2 separate regions of the Mus musculus genome follow, and region 2 is linked to region 1. Evidence: chromatin loops called from intact Hi-C (ENCODE). Cell type or tissue: gastrocnemius. All regions are shown on one strand. Each heading gives the region's core, and the rest is flanking DNA. Links, peaks and the distances in the headings are about the cores only.

Evidence for each region. Hi-C counts contacts between places; a loop is a spot of excess contacts. Peaks named below come from ENCODE experiments on the same cell type or tissue, not always from the same donor. Only the 100,000 strongest peaks of a DNase experiment are listed, where the experiment ranks them.
Region 2: it touches region 1 in a loop (2.0-fold over the local background); 3 of 42 quality-filtered maps call a loop at or near these places.

Annotation. Positions count from the first base shown.
Region 1 is chr11:52,084,370-52,089,751 of GRCm38, reverse strand. Cdkl3 (cyclin-dependent kinase-like 3) reads right to left here. Exons shown (of 14, transcript NM_001166654.1): 14 at 5,085-5,381. Among named protein-coding and RNA genes, the nearest start is that of Ppp2ca, 12 kb to the left of the region's middle. In gastrocnemius, for the core only: no CTCF peak of the experiment used is centred there; a DNase peak (open chromatin) is centred at 2,988; H3K4me3 peaks cover 1,096 bases; H3K27ac peaks cover 3,356 bases.
Region 2 is chr11:52,017,999-52,023,380 of GRCm38, reverse strand. Cdkl3 (cyclin-dependent kinase-like 3) reads right to left here. Exons shown (of 14, transcript NM_001166654.1): 4 at 4,926-5,104; 5 at 3,539-3,651; 6 at 504-643. Among named protein-coding and RNA genes, the nearest start is that of Cdkl3, 16 kb to the right of the region's middle. In gastrocnemius, for the core only: a CTCF peak has its summit at 2,259; no DNase peak of the experiment used is centred there.

The DNA of each region.
Region 1 (5,382 bases), core at 295-5,294:
CTGCTCTCAAGAGTGAGGACGCTGCTTGGTGACATTTGGGAAGTCTTTCTGCAGAAGCTGATGCGTGAGCTCCATGGTGAAGGATAACCGGGACTTCTTTAGCCGAGAAGAAAAGAACTGTTAAAAATGCATTCTCTCTTAAGTCACACCTAGTCTCTTCTCACTGGTTGGAGAGAACACAGGAAACCATGTCTACATTTGTTTACAATGTTAAGGTGTCAAATTTCTCAACCCTTGTGTGCAAGTACTGAGGCCAAGACATTCCCAGCCCCTCCCCTCTGCCCCCAAGTTCATTTTCCACTATGTTGTCCAAAGTGGACACCAGATCCTGCCTGCTTAGTTTGAGAAAGGCATTTTATCTCCGGTGCCTCGATCACATCAGAGCTTATATTTAAAGCATGAGAGATGAGAAGAGACCGCAGCTACGCCCCTTGGCTCTGTCTCGTGGCTGTACCACCCTCCTCCTCTCGTCTGAAGACTTTGGAAGCCAGTCCTTCAACAGTTGGTGGGAGTCAGAGCTGGCCAAACCGTGAATAAAACATCTTAGCCCTCCAAGCCTAACCCTTTTCCTCACGGGCTCATCAGACCCCTCCAGAGGCAGGAGTGTTCTGACCTCTCACGTCTGTCCTTCCTGCTTTTGCTGGTTAGCTGCCTTGTGTGTACTCTCAGACACCCTAGGGATTTTTGTGCGGGCTTCAGGTTCCCCATAAGGCTGCTTAGCTCTCAGCTCTGTTCTCACAGAGACCACTCTGTGATGTAGCCATTTTTGGATCTTGGAGACTGAATCCTAGCAGACCTATACTTTGAAAGCCCCTATAAGCCATGTTCACGGCACTTTAAAAAAATGATCTCTATGTTCTGAAGGTTATTTAATTTATAAATTTCAACAGTTCCTCTGCAGCACCATCCTCACGGAGTTAGGCTACTTTGTAAATAAATGGCCTGGCTGGGTATAGTGGTGAACTCCTCTAATCCCAGCACGAGGAAGGTAGATCGCTGGGATTTTTGAGGACAGCCTGACTATATTATGAGTCCCAGGACAGCCAAAGTTACAACTAATAAATAAACAAATGGCCTAGGCTAGAGAGATGACTCAGGGGCTAAAAGCATATACTGCTCTTCCCAGAACCTGTACAAGACAGCACAAATTGACTGCAAGTCTAGCTCCAGGAGATTTGGACTCTAAGGGCACCTGCATGGGTGCGCGTGAATACGCGCACACAGGGAAACACGTATATGCATTAAATAAAGCTCCATGTGAAGCTCTTAGCATGTAGCTGGTACTCCATCTACATAAGCTGTTATTCACATTATTTTGAGACAAAGTCTCAAAAAAAACCCATACACATACACCAAACACACATTGCATATGCAAACACACACACACACATACACACACACACACACACACACACACACACGCACACACACACAGAGTAGTGTCTTTTTTTTTCTAGTTTTTATTTATTTGTCTGTTTGGGTTTTTCCTTGTTTTAAAGTGGGGTTTCTCTATATAGACCAGGCTTACCTCAAACATGTAATGGTCCCATCTCAGCCTCTCAGTGCCGGAATGACAGGGATGTGCCACTGTGGCCCCCTTCCCAGTATATGCATTTGTCTATATACTTGGGAAGTTGAAAGTTGAGTTCATATTGTAGAACCTGCTACATTAATGGGTCATTTATTCATTTCATGGATCATGGACTTCCTTGTGTACTTGGTTACAGTGTGACAATCATAATTCCAGCTACTACCTAGTTTTCTAACATGTTGATATTTATATAATTCATAATGCATTACATTGGCCCTTAAATTGTTTCCTATTTTGATTTCTGTATACAGTGACAAATGTCCTTGCTCATAAGTTTGTGTCTTTGGCACTATCTCTTCAAGACAGATACTTGGGAGTGGAACATCTCTGCCCTGCTGTTGCTTTGCTAATATTAGTTATGCAGAATTGCACCATAATCCTTGACTCATAACACATTCTCATGGTTGGCAAGCGGATGGTCCAGATCTTGTTGACTTAGGTAATACATTTATTAATTTAATAATGTAATCAGTAACCAATCTTTAACCATAGCCTGTCATCTCCCTCTCCTACTGACCCTAGAGTTTCATTTCCTTGCTTTAATTTTTATGTGGTTTCATTGTTTCTATATTATTTTAAAATTTTTATTTATTTACCTTTATTTTATGTGCATTGATGTTTTGCCTGCATGTATGTCTGTGCGAGAGTGTCAGATCTTGGAGTACAGATGGTTGTGAGTTGCCATATATGTGCTGGGATCTGCACCCTGGATGAGCTCTGGGAGAGCAGTCAGTGCCCTTGGCTGACTGCCATCCCAGCCCCTACACATATTCCTAAAGACTGATTTTGTTTAACCGTTGAGGACTTTTTCTGTGGTTATCATGAACTGACTAAAGTCCGTCCATATCACTACACACGGCTCCAGGTTATTCCTGTTGATGGATCCAAGGTGATCCAAATCATAAAGGCACCAAGGTTCATCCTCCCCTCGTGCTCCCATGAGTGAACAAACACCATATCCATGGCTTTGCACGTCTGTGATATCACCACATCTCCTGCACTTGCACTAGCTCTAGACTCAACCCTTGAGATGCTCTCCTCCGGTGTTCATGTTTCTCTGGCCTGACAGTCAGGTTGTTGGGCCACTCTCAGACAGAGAGAGCAGTTTGCACCTCCTCCAGTAAGAGGATATACACTTTCTCACACTCTTCCTCACAAAAGGATCATGGAAGCCATTTTGATCATCTCACCAACAAAAGGTAACCCTCTCCGGCTCTGTGGCCAGGTACTGATTTCCTCTCAAAGCTGGGAACAGGTTTGTGGTTCTGAGAATTGTTCCCAGTCTGATAGCGCCAGTGACTTCTGGAACCCATTTCACAGTGGCTCAGCTGCTTCCCCTTGTCCTGAAAGAAGTGATGTTGTCAGGGGAGGCTTCGAGGGGAGCAGGGTGGGAACTGTGCCCAGCTGACCACAGTGGAAGATTGTCTCCTGGTCCCAGCCCCTGCCAGTGTCAGATCACTCCTAGTGAAACAGGCATTCTCTCTCTCTACTCACTCTCCTAGAAAAGCCAGCATAATGCTACCCTTTGTTCTTGAATTGACAAATTTAAACCTCCTGCTTTGCTCTGCAGTAAAAGAACTTTCTATTTTGGGCTCGGTGACATAGCCAAAACCAAGCAAGAGCAGCCGGCTGCAGCATGAGTTAATAGCTTTCTTTAGGGGAGAAAGGATCCACAGGCAAAAGGAGAATCTTCCAAAGCGCGTCTTCTGCATAGCAACACGCAGCCCATTTGTCTATCTTTCTGCTGACAGATGTATTTCAAGACCGAAAACTAAACACTGTTTAACATTCAAAGCAAACTGGGGGATTAACCCTGAAATGACAGCTACTCACACCCACTCCCCTGACCCTCCAGCCTCTACCACCCTAGTGCTAGGATTTACAGGCGTGAGCCACTTTGTTCAGTTTAGATTTCTTAATCAAATGCAAACATTTGCTGATGGCCCCGGTATTCCTAGCACTCAATAGGCGCTGCCAAGGAAGACATTTCTGTCCTAGGGGATTTCTAGCCACCAAAACTTATGCTAATTTGAGGAGTATATTGAGCACTAGCCAAGAACACGTTTTCCTCTGCTAGTCTGCTTCCATATGAGAAAGCCTCCATACTAGAGTAGGGGGTATCAGGGAGCCTCGGGCTGGCAGAAGGGGCGTGTTCAGATCTATGAAGTAGGTACCAGTTAGCACAAACCCAGGTCTGGAAGAGAGGGGTAGCAAAGAGTGAGTCCTCCCACTTCTCTTATGGGAGTCCAAGGGCATAGAGTACAGATGGTAATGAGATCCACACTATGAGCCACTGTTGGGTTTCAGCAGTTATCGACACATGTCAATCTCATTCCACTCATACCCAACCCTCCCACATCTCTGTTTTAAAACAAATTAGAGTCCTTTTATCTTTGTGTGCTTTATATATACATATAATATAGGAAATACAGATTCCAATAATTACTGCACTGAGGCTGAAAAAACAGTGATGCAATAATGTCACCTAGGGTCAGAGGTCGAGCTCCCCTGGTGTTCCTTGTACTGCACTGACTTCTTGCAATAGTTTGGTCTGACTTGGAGCAAAACAATGGCATCTGAACAGGTAGAGTGGTATAGGCCTGTAATTGCAGCACTTTGGAGGTAGAGGCAAGGGGATTAGGAGTTCAAGGCCATCCTCTGCTATATACAACAAGTTCTAGACCAGATTTGTCTCAAACAAATAAATATAAAACAAAACAAAAACAAAAAATTAGGCCCATAGAAGGGCATACCTTGTGGACACTTGCTGCCAAGCAGAGGAACTCAGGATGGAAGGAGAGGCCTCTGACCTCCACACCCCAATACCAACCAACTATATAAATGTAGAAACATAATAATGTCACTTTCGTTCACTGATGTATCTCATTGCCAAAGCCAAGCAATGAGCAGGAGGTTGTATGAATTTCTAGTTTTTATTCATAGTTTTACTAACTTTCAGTTTATAGCTTTTTTAATTTTTATTTTGTAACAGTCTCTGCCACCCTTGCCTTTACTCATCTGTATGTATTTGTTGTTGTTGTTTTCCTTTTTGAGACTGTCTTACTCTGTGTCCCAAGGTGGCCTCAAACTCATGAATAAACTTCTTGCCTCCGCCTGAGTCCTGGGATCAGTGGCGTGAGGCACCATGCTTGTTCGTTTCTCGTCCTTACTGTGCACTTTCTGGTAGTACTGAAGACAATAGGGCTTTTACTTTGATAGCTATGTAACAGACTGCTCCAACCTACTGGTATAAAATAACTACCAGTTTATTGTGCACACTGGAGTCTATGGGCAGGAATTCACACGCAGCACTGTAGGGATGGCTTCTCCTGTTCCGTGTTTATTTGGGGCTTCCTTGGGAAGAGTTAAGCCTGCAATGATGTCACATCTGAGATCTATCAGCACTTGAGGCTTGATGACCCCCAAACAAGGGCTGCCAGTGCCCTGACACGACCACTCTCTATGGCTTAGTTTTCCAACAGCTGAGTGGTTTGAAAAGTCAGACTCTGTTTTATTTAATGGGATCTGGGATCAAAGATTTTCAGCTGACCAGCTGGAGGCTGTACTGTTTTCTCTGACCAAATCTCAGAACTCCCAGTGTCAGCGATCTCCCTGTGCTCTAGTGGGTGGAAGTCATGAGCCCTTTCAAGTGGGATGGGTCGGACTCTACCTTTAGAGAAGCAAGATCTCTGCAGAGTGTGGGGGTTGACCCAGTGGGAGGTCAGGATGGCCAGTTGAGGTTGCTTCTCTTGTACCAAACAGGAAAGATGTTGCAAACAGTGGAAACCTGC
Region 2 (5,382 bases), core at 63-5,062, 66 kb after region 1:
AGATGCACCTATGTGCACACACACTCATATTATCAAGTATTATACTTACACAACACACAAACCAAAACACACACACACAACACCTCTCACTAAATGTTTTCCAACTTAAGGTGAATTTTGGTACATTCAAATAACAGCTGCCAACAGATGCCATAGAAAGTTAGGATGATACAGGACAAAGGTCAACCTGGTAGACCAGATGGCAAAAGTGTTGGGAAGGAAACACAGAAAGTCTTTCAAGTGTTCCCAGTTTATCCCACAGTATCTTAAATCTTAATTTCTCTCTATTAATTTCCAATAATTTGTAACAGGTTAACATCACTTTAGGGGTCTTTCTGGAATCTCTCCAAGTAACATTTTTAAACTGTATTATTGCTAGGAATGAGGCTCAGCGGTAATGCTTGCCCAACCGTGGGTTCCATCTCTAACACCAAAGAGAAGAAGAGACCCCATGGCATTATGATTTCTGCAAATTCTCAGCCAGCCTTAATGTCTTCACGTACATGAACTATATCTGCCAGCAATCCATTGAGCTTGGGGTATTTCTTTCTTGCGGTTTTTGGGTGTTGAACTTGAGGAAGAACCACCCCAGCAAAGATGGGACTCTTGGAAAAGATATTGTGCAGGTGCGGGGTCAGGTTGCCTGAAATGAGAACAAATATCTGAATCACAAAGTTGTTCTCAGACAAAATCCCATGTGGTTAGCTCTGTTATCACTGTGGAGACAAGGAAGAGCGCTAGTTTTTACCTTACAATTGAAATAAAATATCTAACTATGTCATAAAACTAGAGATTCTAGGCTAAGAACACAGCCCTGCTGTAGAGTACTTGTCTAGCAAGTGGGAAGCCCTAGGTTCAATGTCTGGCTCCATTAAAAATTAGTAACTCTTAAAACCTGAGGTTTCCTCCAGGAGCTGCTGACAGGCAGCAAATACACACAACCATATGGTCCCGCCCCGCCCCTCCCTCCCCCCAGACTCTAGGACATAATATATAATTACCAGCAAAAATACTAAAATTTGACTCTTTGAGGGGGGCTGAGACAGGGTTTCTCTATGTGGCCCTGGATGTCTTGGAACTTGCAGTATACCAGGCTGACCTCAAATTCAGAGATCTACCTGCCTCTGCCTCCCAAGTTCTGGGACTATTAACACATTTCTTTATTGGTATCTTAATGATTTAATTGTCAAGTAGCCATCAGTTTTCCAGACCAAAACCTTAATCAAAACAGCTACAACAGTAAAGTAATTTAGAACCATCCTAACACTGTGACTCTTTAATACAGTTCCTCATGTTGTGGTGACCCCCAACAATAACTATTTCCTTGCTGCTTCATAACCCTAATTTTGCTGATTTCTGATACATGGAATATCTGATATGCAACCCCCGAAGGGGTCATGACCCACAGGCTAAGAATGGCGGGTACAAGCCGGGGGTGGTGGCACATGCCTTTAATCCCAGCACTCGGGAGGCAGAAGCAGGCGGATTTCTGAGTTCGAGGCCAGCCTGGTCTACAAAGTGAGTTCCAGGACAGCCAGGGCTATACAGAGAAACCCTGTCTCGAAAAACCCAAAAAAAAAAAAAAAAAAAAAAAAAAAAAAAAAGAATGGCGGGAACAGAAGAAGAGACCAGAGAAGAGCCAGAGTGCAAAGAACTGTGCACACGGGTGACACGGCTCTAGCACCTTTCACCACAGCTAATGCTGTGCCATTGAATGTGTCTCCTCATTGCTTTATGGCTTGGTTTCCTCTGAAAAATGACAGGGTTAATGTCATCAGTTGTAAGCTCTCTTTCAACACAGGCTCAGAACAGGACTTTAAAAAGGCACATAAAGGGCTGGAGAGATGGCTCACAGGTTAAGAGCACTTGCAATTCTTGCAGAGGACCCAGGTTCAACTCACAGCACTCACATGATGGCTCACAACCATCTGTAACTCCAGTGCTTTGACACTGTCTTCTGGCAGGCACACTTGTGGTATGCAGACAACATGTCCTTCCAAGTAAGTTAGGATAAACATGAAAGAAAGGCACATAGAGTGCAACCCTTAGGTCATCTTCAATCAGAGCTAATCTGGGCTTTACTGCTTTAATGACTGTTCACAGCACCCACTTCATCAGAATTCTGCAATTACACACTTATGAAAAGTTTCCCCAGTACACTTGGGGCTCCTCAAGCCCCTCCTGCAGATTGAAATACCATTCACAAGGCTAACCACCAAAATGTTTAGGTAGTTGTGGTATTCAGTGTTAATTGTCAACCACTGGGAGGCAGGCCTCTGGGTATGCACTGGGGAATTATCTTGATTGTATTGAAAAACCAAAAAGGAGGAGAGGGAGGAGGAGGAAGAAGAGGGAGAAGAGGAGGAAGAGGAAGAGGAGAAGGAAAGGGAAGGGGAAGAGGAGGGAGAAGAGGAGGAAGAGGAAGAGGAGAAGGAAAAGGAAGGGGAAAAGGAGGGAGAGGAGGAGGGGGAAGAGGAGGGAGAGGAGAGTTATTTGAGTACTTTTTTTTTTTTTTTTTTTTTTTTCGAGACAGGGTTTCTCTGTGTAGCCCTGGCTGTCCTGGAACTCACTCTGTAGACCAGGCTGGTCTCGAACTCAGAAATCCGCCTGCCTCTGCCTCCCCAGTGCTGGGATTACTTACGGGTTTGTGCCACCACTGCCTGGCCTCTAATAGTTTCAAACGGCAACTTTATTATTAAAAGTCCTTATGAAAAAAAAAGTCTTTATGCGTAGCTTATAGCAAATGTGCAGCTTGGTCTTCACATGGGTCCCCTAACAACTGGAACAGGAGCTGTCTCTGACTCCGTCCTCCACCCCCATTGGAGTCCCTTCCTCTAGCTGGAATGCCTGGTTAAGCCTCAGTGCGAGAGGATGCACTTAGTCCTGCTGTGACTTGATATCCCAGGGTTGGGTGGTACCTGGGGGGGGGGGGGGCTTCCCCTTCTCCAAGGAGAAGAGTGGGGGAGGACTGCAATCAGGATGTAAAGTGAATAATTAATGGAAACTAAAAAGGAAGTAGAATTTCAGGACATTTAGTAACTAATGGGGATACTGCATTGCTTTCTGGTGTCTCTGGGCCTCTTATGTATGGAATATTACAAACTCCTGGGATAGCCCTCTTCCTAAATTATTTTTTTGTGTTCATGATACTGGAATCTGTTAATAAAAGATGTACTGAAGTTTCTTTTAGGGGAAAAAAAAGTCCTTGAATAGAAGTATAAGTAGAGGGCAACTTTTAGCTCTAAGACAGCAGCTTTTAGAAAGCCTGTGGTACTGCAGTTACAGATTTAACTCAGTGGCACATACCCTGTACTACTTTTCTTAGCATCAACAATTAACGTGGCATTGAGTTCCTGCAAAGAAAATACTATCGTCAAAACAGAACTTTCTACCACCTTCATCAGCACGGGCATCCATCTGCCATCACCTGTCTAGACAAGATCCTTCCTTCGTGCTCATTCACTGAGCATGGATATCAAGCACAACTCATCTGCAGTGGCTGCTTAGACATGTGGCAGAGGACTGCAGGAATACCTACCTACTTTTAAAACAATCTTGTGGAGCAAATCCAAATCGGAACTGCTAGGAAGGAAGGGATGGCCAGTGGCCATTTCAATGATCATACAGCCCAAAGCCCAGATGTCCACTGGCCTGGAAAAAACAAGCAAATAAACAAAAACACAGAGGAAATTACTTTGTCAGGCACACTGACAAACACAAATACGTATGATAAGTAGTCTAAAAACATTTTATGAAAGGTCAAAGCTAAAGAATAAGGTTGTTTGCCAGCAAAAGTGGGGAAGAGGGGAAACTAAGGGCAGATGAACATGATCAAAGTGTATAAGTGTAAGAAAATGACCCAATATATGTGTTATTCCCCAAAAGCGGGAACCCCGAGAGCATGGTGCACACTTTTAATCCCAGCACCAGCTAGACAGAAACAGGTATTCTCTGAGGTTTTTTTGAGGCCAGCTTGGTCTACATATTGACTTCCAGGCCAGACACAGCTAAACAGTAAGACAATCTCAAAACCAGGGGTCTAGAAGGGATAATGTTTAAGTGGTATTATTTACATATTTTCACTGTAGAGTAGTTGTTCATTGTGAGAATGACTCTTTATGAGCAATCTAGAACAGCACAATTTTAAAAAATCGTTACTTTCAGTCTTTATAAAGAAGGTGTCACTTTCCCCAACAAACAGGAAACTTGGTATATTTCTTCTTTTATTACATATTTATTTATTTTATATATGTGAGTTCACTGTCACTGTCTTCAGATACATCAAAAGCGGACATTAGGGATCCCATTACAGATGGTTGTGAGCCACCATATGGTTGCTGAGAATTGAACTTAGGACCTCTGGAAGAGCAGTCAATGCTCTTAACTGCTGAGCCATCTCTCTAGCCCCAGCAGATGCTATTTCAACACAGAATTATAGTAAATTATTCCAGAGTCTTTGGAGAGGCCAACACGATGGCTCAGCAGGTAAAGACACCTGCCACTGAGTCCGACAACCTGAGTTGGATCTCAGGGACACACAGAGTTGGAAAGAACTGATTTCTGCAAGTTGTTCTTAACCTCCACACTCACGCCTCGAGCAGCCCCCCCACACACACACACACATAAATAAACAAAATATAAGATCATTTAATCTTGGTAGAACACAGGAGCAGAACAACCACCGAGTGACAGCAGGGAGTAAGGCAAGCATGGATCCGGTGTAAGACATGAATGAGCATCCGCCTCCAGCAGCTGCAGCCGCTGGCACCACAGGTGTGGCAGCACAGGTGCCCACAGGGGCTTCTGGTACCTTTAAAGGTGTCCCTTTTCTTTGACCGGAGCCAGACACAGAGGGCAGAGTGTCAACAGTGGAGGGAGAATGACACACTTGGGATAAGCCAGACGGGTTCTCAGAGTATACATACTTTCCGTAGGAGGTGTCTTTCAACACCAGCTCTGGAGCTCTGTACCAGCGTGTGGCCACGTAGTCTGTGTAAACGTCTCCAGGAGCTGCTAGTGTCCTCGCAAACCCAAAATCACACAGCTTCGTAATTCCTGACTGGGAGACTAAAATATTCTCAGGCTTTATATCTCGATGGATAATCTTTAAAAACAAAACAAAATAAAATGTGGTATATTAAGATGGGTTTTCATTTTCTACAGTATCAAAAACTATTGAGAGAAAAATCTAACTCACAGTTGACAGTAATGGTATTTCCCTAAGCACGGGTAAAAAGTTATATTTTCCACCCATCACTTCAAAATGAAATGAAGCCAGAACAGACTCAGTGTAACACTGAAAGATCTAAGATCACACTCTAAGATCAAATGGACCTACTGACCCAGTTGGTACCCACTGTCTCCACAGCCAGCCCTCTGGGA